Regions from separate parts of the Homo sapiens genome. Here all the other regions are linked to region 3. Evidence: chromatin loops called from intact Hi-C (ENCODE). Cell type or tissue: natural killer cell. All regions are shown on one strand.

Region 1 (2,500 bases), 68 kb after region 3:
GGACTTGGCAGCGGGGCTGGCAGCTGTGGCCCCATGAGCTGACCCAGGCCATCCTGCCAGGCTGACCCTGCGGGGCCAGGTGTTCCTGAAGACGGCATTGCAGACGCCAGCGCTGAACATGCTCTTCGCGCCTCCGGGAGCACTGTACGCAGAGGTCCCCGTCCCCTCCTCCCTGATGCCAGACACAGACCAGGGCTTCCTGCTGGGCCGGGCGGTCAGCACAGCCCTGGTGGCCCCTGTACCTGCACCCGACAATACGGTGTTCGAGGTGCGGCTGGAGAGGCGGGCCAGCTCAGAGCAGGCGCTGTGGCTGCTGCTTCCGGCCCGCTGCTGCTTGGCCCTGGGGCTGCAGCCTGAGGCCCGCCTGGTCCTGGAGGTGCAGTTCCAGATTGACCCGATGACCTTCCGCCTCTGGCACCAGGCAGTGGACACACTGCCTGAGGAGCAGCTGGTGGTGCCCGACTTGCCCACCTGCGCCCTGCCCAGACCTTGGTCTGTCCCACCCTTGCGGCGTGGCAACCGCAAGCAGGAGCTGGCCGTGGCGCTCATCGCGGGCTGGGGCCCTGGGGATGGGAGGCGTGTCCCCCCGCTACTCATCTATGGCCCCTTTGGCACCGGCAAGACCTACACGCTGGCCATGGCCTCCCTGGAGGTCATCCGGAGGCCTGAAACCAAGGTGCTCATCTGCACACACACCAACAGGTAAGCCCGAGCCTGGCCTGCCCCCACCTCACCTGACGCCCGGCCCAAGTCTACACCGGGCAGGCGGTCACCCCCTGGATGTGCTCCAGTCCTCTGATTCTGCACTCCCTGTAGCCGACCAGCTTTGGGCTTTGGCTTTATCAGGCCCAGCTCAGGGCACCGAGGGTGGCCGGGTCTGCTGTCAGGTGAGGAGCTGGGTGCCTCTGCCGGGGCCCTGGCCCAAGGAGAGTGTCACGGGGAAGGCTGCAGCATGGCCCACCCAGGACTTCTGGGGATGAGTCTTGTTTTTCGTTTTTATAGAAACACAGATCTTTGTCCTAACCACAAGGTTCCCCTTTGGTTTATGTGGTTTCCTCTGGTTCCTGCCACCACCACCTCCCCAGGCCGGGGCCTTCCCATCCCTGCCCAGTGGGGAGTGGGAGGAAGAGCCTGGGACAGTGGCCATACGTCCCGGGCTGATTTCTGGATTGGGGGTTCTGGGGACCAGGGAGGTGCAGGTGTCTGCAGTGTCAGAGGAGCCGCTGGGCTCGCCCAGGTGTTGCCTGAAGCCCTCCGTGGCCTCTTGCCCCTTGGACTCCTGACAGGAGGGACACCAGTGTTTGCTGCTCACCTCTGACAGCCAGACAAGGGCTGTGCTCAGGGGCAGCTCGGCTGGGCACACAGTAGGTGCTTTAGCGGACAGCACTGAGGCCCCCAGCAAGAAGCCCATGAGCTCCTCCCCCTCCCGCAGTGCCGCCGACATCTACATCCGGGAGTATTTCCACAGCCACGTCAGCGGCGGCCACCCCGAGGCCACTCCTCTCCGTGTGATGTACACGGACCGGCCGCTGAGCCAGACGGACCCAGTCACGCTGCAGTACTGTTGCCTGACCGACGACCGCCAGGCTTTCCGCCCGCCCACACGGGCAGAGCTGGCGCGGCACCGCGTGGTGGTCACCACCACCTCCCAGGCCCGTGAGCTCAGGGTGCCGGTCGGCTTCTTCTCCCACATTCTCATCGATGAGGCGGCCCAGATGCTGGAGTGCGAGGCCCTCACCCCGCTGGCCTATGCCTCGCACGGCACCCGCCTCGTGCTGGCGGGCGACCACATGCAGGTCACACCCCGGCTGTTCAGTGTGGCCAGGGCCCGGGCGGCCGAGCACACGCTGCTGCACCGCCTCTTCCTGTGCTACCAGCAGGAGACTCACGAGGTGGCGCGGCAGAGCCGCCTGGTCTTCCACGAGAACTACCGCTGCACGGACGCCATTGTCAGCTTCATCTCGCGGCACTTCTACGTGGCCAAGGGCAACCCCATCCACGCCAGGGGCAAGGTTCCGCCCCACCCCCGGCACTACCCGCTCATGTTCTGCCACGTGGCGGGCAGCCCAGACCGGGACATGTCCATGGCGTCCTGGCTGAATCTGGCTGAGATTGCGCAGGTCGTCGAGAAGGTGCAGGAGGCCTACAACACCTGGCCCAGCTGCTGGGGCGGCCGCGAGCAGAGGTGCATCTGTGTCGTTTCCCACGGTGCCCAGGTGAGCCCGGCCAGCCCGGGACAGCCCCCGACCGCACCCCTGCTGGGGGAGGGGGAGCTCTCCGGCTGATGGACGAGCCCCCGCCTCAGTTTCCCCATCTGTAAGAGGGGGCTGCAGTATTTGCCTCCCAGGGCTGAGGTGGGGCTCGGCCCCTGAGGTGTCTGGAGCTTGGTGGGGGTGCCGTCTCCTTGTCGGGGGTGGCCCAGTCCTCACTGCGTCCTGCGCTCATCCCCGAGCTTGGTGGGGGTGCCCTCTCCTTGTCGGGGGTGGCCCAGTCCTCACTG
Region 2 (2,500 bases), 82 kb after region 3:
GAAGGGTTGCCCTTTTGGGCGTGAGGCAGATATGACTTCACGAGCGCACTCCTCGGGAATCCCTCGAGAACAGGCCCCTGGGGGCAGCAGGGAGTGTGTCTGGGGTGAGGTGCCAGCTGAGAGCAGGACCCCAGGACCCCAGGCCTAAGCCCTGCTCTTGCTGGAGGCTGGGGCGGATTTCACCGCTGGAGGGAAACCGTGCCTCTGTGACGTGTGAGGGATGTTTTCTAGTCTCCAGCAGCTGCCCAGGTGGAACACCCAGAGAGGCTGGTCGTGAACCCGGAAAGGTGGTTCTGAGCCCCTCGCTGCTTCCTACACGCCCCGGTCCCAGGCCCGCTTCCCTGAGACCACCAGGTGCCCGCACTCTACCCCCTCCACCACACTCCCCTTGGCTCCCCTGGCCCGGGCCCACCTCCCCGGCCGCTCTGCCTGCCCCTTACCTTCTCGAGACCCCCAGCCCTCCTCTCCCGGCCCCCGCCGCCGCCCCAGGACCGCGCCCACTTGCCCTGCCTCTGAAGCGGAGCCGCGCGCGGACTTCCCAGAGCCCAGCCTCCCTCCGCACTCCGCGGGTTGCCCTGGGGACCAGCGGCCTTTGTGACGCTGCGGCCCGGGGGCGGGGCGGGGGTGGGGACCCGGGACCCCGAGCCGAGTAATCTTCCATCCGCTTCGCTTCCTGGAGAGCCCCAGACTTCTGGGGGCCCGCGTCCCCGACTGAGGGGCCACGGCGGGTGGCTGGTCCAAGAGCCAGGCTCCAAGGGGGGTTCCCGTCCCGGAGCCCTTCCGCGGGCGCACCACTCCCCACGCACCCCCGGCTTCGGGCGGGGCGCAGGAGCCTCGGGTGACTGGGAGGGAGTTCCTGCTCAACCCCCCAGTCCGAGCGCACTCCTCGGGAATCCCTCGGAGGAATTTGGGAGAGAGGCAGTGGCCGGTGACCAGGCGGATGGACCACCCAGCGCCTGGACAGAGGAGAGGGGCGGCTTCCCCCGCCGCGGGCTCTGCCCAGCAAGGCCCCGCCCATTACAGATGCCACCCATTACAGGCTCCTCCCACCGCAGGCTCCCCCCACCGCAGGCTCCTCAACCACAGGCTCCTCCCACCATGGGCTCCCCCCTCCCCCGCAACGGCCCCTCCCATCATAGGCTCCTCCCACCGCGGGCTCCCCCCACCACGGCCCCTCCCACCACAGGCTCCTCCCAGAGCAGGCTCCTCCCACCGCGGGCTCCCCTACTACGGCCCCTCCCACCACAGGGTCTTCCCACCACAGGCTCCTCCCAGCGCAGGCTCCTCCCACCGCGGGCTCCCCCCACCACGGCCCCTCCCATCATAGGCTCCTCCCACTACAGGCTCCTCCCACTACAGGCTCCTCCCACCATGGGCTCCTTCCACCTGGGGCTGCCCAAGCTCAGGCACCGACCTGACTCTGGATAAATGGGGTCTCCATAGCTCCAGGGAGCCCCGCAGGGGAGCTCTGAGGCCATCTGGTCCCGTCTGTATCTGTTCAGTTGGGCTCAGGGCCTCTGGGATCCCCCCGTTCCCCCACAGCACACCCCAGCTAGCTGGGGGTCTCCTGGGGTCACAATCTTAGACACCCCAAGGTGCCCCTCCTTCACCTTCAGGAAGATGCTGGAGGAAGACACCCTTTCCATCCTCCTCATCTCCACCCCCACGGAGGTCAGTGCTGGGGCCTCTTCCAGGATGGGCGTCTTTGAGCCCCTACCAGGCTGTTCTGTAACTTGAGCCTCCCCCCTCCTCCCGGTGACCCCACCCTGGAAGAGCTTTCCCTTGGTGCATGGAGGCCCCAGGGGTTAGGCCTGGCAGGAAGTGGGTGGATGTGGGTGGTTTTTTTTTTGAGATAGCGTCTTGCTCTGTCACCCATGCGGCAGTCTTCACCCCCGGGGCTCAAGTGATCCTCCCACCTGGGTCTTTCTGATCCTTCCGGATTACAGGTGTGAGCCTTGCACCCAGTCCTGTTGGGTGCTGTTTCTGCCCTGCCCTCCCTGCCTGGGCTGGAACTCAATAAATGCCAGCTATTGTTATTGTTATTTAGGGCTCCAGGGGACAAAGCCGGGGTTGTTTGGAGAAGGGGGTGCTGTCTGACGCGGAGGGTTGGGAAGCAGTAGGAGTTAGACCCCTTACCCCCGGCCCTGCAGCCCACTGACGGAGAAGCGGGGTGGGGGCAGAGCAGCCTCCCCTTCTCTTTTGGGGCCAGGCAGGTCCTGGATGTCTCCCCTCTCCTGGGCTCCACCCTACCCCCTTTCTTTCAATTTCTGATTTCTAATCTAATTTTTTAAAGTTAAACTTTTGGCCAGGCTCGGTGGCGCAGGCCCATAACCTCAGCACTTTGAGAGGCCAAGGTGAGAGGATCCCTTGAGGCCAGAAGTTTGAGACCAGCCTCGGCAACACAGGGAGACCCCTGTCTCTACAAATAATTTGAAAAATTAGCTGGGTGTGGTGGTGTGCACCTGTGGTCTCAGCTACTTGGAAAGCTGAGGCCGGAGGA
Region 3 (2,500 bases):
TCTGGGGGACCCAAAGCCAGCGACCTGGGTGGGGGTCGCTGGGTGGGGGGATATTGGGAGGAACCCAATGTCCTCTGGGTGTGGGGAACCATGTAAGATCTGCTGTTAGAAGTGAGTCACTGAGAAGACTCATGCTTAGGAGGGAGTTGGGTTCCAGCTTTTGAGGTGAGGAATGTCAAAGGATTTGTGAACATATTTTATTTTCTTATTTTATTTATTTATTTAGAGATGGAGTCTCGCTCTGTCGCCCAGGCTAGAGAGCAGCGGCGCAATCTTGGCTCACTGCACCCTCTGCTTCCTGGGTTCAAGCGATTCTCCTGCCTCAGCCTCCTGAGTAGCTGGGATTACAGGCACGCACCACCACGCCTGGCTAATTTTTGTATTTTTAGTAGAGACAGGGTTTCCCCATGTTGGCTAGGCTAGTAGAGACGGGGTTTCATCATGTTGGCCAGGCTGGTCTCGAACTCCTGACCTCGTGATCCGACCGCCTTGGCCTCCTAAAGTGCTGGGATTACAGGTGTGGGCCACCATGCCTGGCCTTATTTTACTTTTTTGAGACGGAGTTTCACTCTTGTTGCCCAAGCTAGAGTGTAGCGGTGTGATCTCAGCTCACTGCAACCTCCACCTCCCAGGTTATAAGCGATTCTCCTGCCTCAGTCTCCCAAGTAGCTGGGATTACAGGCGTGAGCCACAGTGCCCGGCCTTGTGAATGTATTTTATTTTATTTTATTTTTTGAGACAGAGTTTCGCTCTTGTTGCCCAGGCTGGAGTGCAATGGCATGATCTCGACTCACTGTAACCTCCACCTCCTGGATTCAAGCGATTCTCCAGCCTCGGCCTCCCGAGTAGCTGGGATTACAGGCATGCACCACCTGGCTAATTTTGTATTTTTAGTAGAGATGGGGTTTCACCATGTTGGTGAGGCTGGTCTTGAACTCCTGACCTCAGGTGATCCACCCACCTTGGCCTCCCAAACTGTTGGGATTACAGACGTGAGCTACAGTGCCCGGCCAGTCTGTGAACGTATTTTAAAACCACATCAGACACTCTGCCTAGAGTGACTGCTATGATCTGAATGTGTCACCTCCGAAGTTCACGTGTTGGAAACTTAACCGCAGCGCAGCAGTGTTCTGCTCTATTAAAAGGGCTCCTGGGAGTGGGCTCTCTCTGACCACGTGAGGACACGGTGGTCAAGGTGCCATCGTGGAAGCAGAGACCAGGCCCTGACCTGATGGCCCCTTGCTCTTGGACTTCCCAGCCTCCAAAACTTTGAGGAAATAAATTTCTGTTCTGTATTAAATTACCCAGTCTGTGGCATTCTGTTACAGCAGCACAAAACGGGCCAAGACAGTGACTGTATGTTTTGGACACAGCTGGTGCTTGCTTGGTGTCTGGGGCAGCAGTGGGTGCCCCCCAAACAGGGGTGTCCAGCAAAGCAGGTGGGGATACGGCACAAGTGGAGGCCTGACTCAACCAGTTGCTCCCCCACAGCCTGCTGTGCACTCGTGTCGGGCAAAGGTGCGGCCATGCAGAAGTGAGCACAGGAAAAGCTGGTGCCAACCACAAGTGCTTCTCCTTTTGCTGAAGAAAAACAATTTTGATGTTCTGCAGTTGCTCAGTTTCCTGGGACTGCTGTAAGAAGTACCACAAATGAAGCGGCTTAAAACAACAGAAACTCAGCCGGGTGCAGTGGCTCATACTTGTGATCCCAGCACTTTGGGAGGCCGAGGCAGGAGCATTGCTTGAGCCCAGGAGTTTGAGACCAGTCTGGGCAACATGGTGAAACCCCATCTCTACAAAAAATACAAATATTAGCCAGGCGTGGTGGTGCTCGTTTGCAGTCCCAGCTACTCTGGAGGCTGAGGTGGGAGGATCGCTTAAGCCCAGGAGTTCAAGACTGTAGTGAGCCATGATTGTGCCACCCAGCCTGGGAGACAGAGCAGGGCCCTGTCTCAACAAACAACAAACAATAAACTTGTATTTCTAGTCACCAAAATGTTGTGTGTATAGCATAGTTTATTATATTCAAAACACTTTCAAATTTTTTTAATCTTCATAATGTCTACTCTGGGAAAAACAGGATAAACATTGTTACACTAACCTTTTTTTCTGGTTGCAAATGTAAGACATGGTCATTGCATCACTGCAAAACACAAGGACAAGAGGCCAGGTGCAGCGGCTCATACCTCTAATCCCAGCAAGGCCTCCCACCTTTGGGAGGCCGAGGTGGGCGGGTCGCCTGAGGTCACGAGTTTGAGACCAGTCTGGGCAACATGGTGAAACCCCATCTCTACTAAAAATACAAAAATTATCTGGACGTGGTGGCGCACACCTGTAGTCCAGCGACTTGGGACGTTGAGGCAGGAGAATCGCTTGAACCTGGGAGGCGGAGGTTGCAGTGAGCTGAGATTGAACCACTGCACTCCAGCCTGGGTGACAGAGCAAGACCCCATCTCAAAAAAAAAAAAAAAAAGTTATTTGTTAATATCACCGTCAAGCT

Evidence for each region. A loop is a pair of places that touch in the nucleus more often than their neighbours do. Peaks named below come from ENCODE experiments on the same cell type or tissue, not always from the same donor. Only the 100,000 strongest peaks of a DNase experiment are listed, where the experiment ranks them.
Region 1: it touches region 3 in a loop (5-fold over the local background); 23 of 110 quality-filtered maps call a loop at or near these places.
Region 2: it touches region 3 in a loop (2.7-fold over the local background); 14 of 110 quality-filtered maps call a loop at or near these places.

Annotation. Positions count from the first base shown.
Region 1 is chr20:63,566,560-63,569,059 of GRCh38, reverse strand. HELZ2 (helicase with zinc finger 2) reads left to right here. Exons shown (of 20, transcript NM_001037335.2): 6 at 61-702; 7 at 1,433-2,216. Among named protein-coding and RNA genes, the nearest start is that of HELZ2, 6.4 kb to the left of the region's middle. RefSeq lists enhancers at 483-532, 553-642, 733-802, 1,213-1,282, 1,753-1,802. In natural killer cell, no CTCF peak of the experiment used is centred here; DNase peaks (open chromatin) are centred at 409, 1,049, 1,459 and 1,859; H3K4me3 peaks cover 1,291 bases; H3K27ac peaks cover 1,675 bases.
Region 2 is chr20:63,552,212-63,554,711 of GRCh38, reverse strand. It overlaps FNDC11 (fibronectin type III domain containing 11), which reads right to left and starts at 553. Exons shown (of 2, transcript NM_001319152.2): 1 at 506-553. RefSeq lists silencers at 462-711, 982-1,121, 1,142-1,291, 1,312-1,371 and enhancers at 1,062-1,356, 1,652-1,741. In natural killer cell, no CTCF peak of the experiment used is centred here; DNase peaks (open chromatin) are centred at 111, 1,261 and 1,841; H3K4me3 peaks cover 1,035 bases; H3K27ac peaks cover 1,256 bases; H3K27me3 peaks cover 162 bases.
Region 3 is chr20:63,634,572-63,637,071 of GRCh38, reverse strand. No RefSeq gene overlaps it. Among named protein-coding and RNA genes, the nearest start is that of MHENCR, 8.6 kb to the right of the region's middle. RefSeq lists an enhancer at 1,246-1,295 and a silencer at 1,496-1,545. In natural killer cell, no CTCF peak of the experiment used is centred here; DNase peaks (open chromatin) are centred at 92, 1,081 and 1,551; H3K27ac peaks cover 2,500 bases.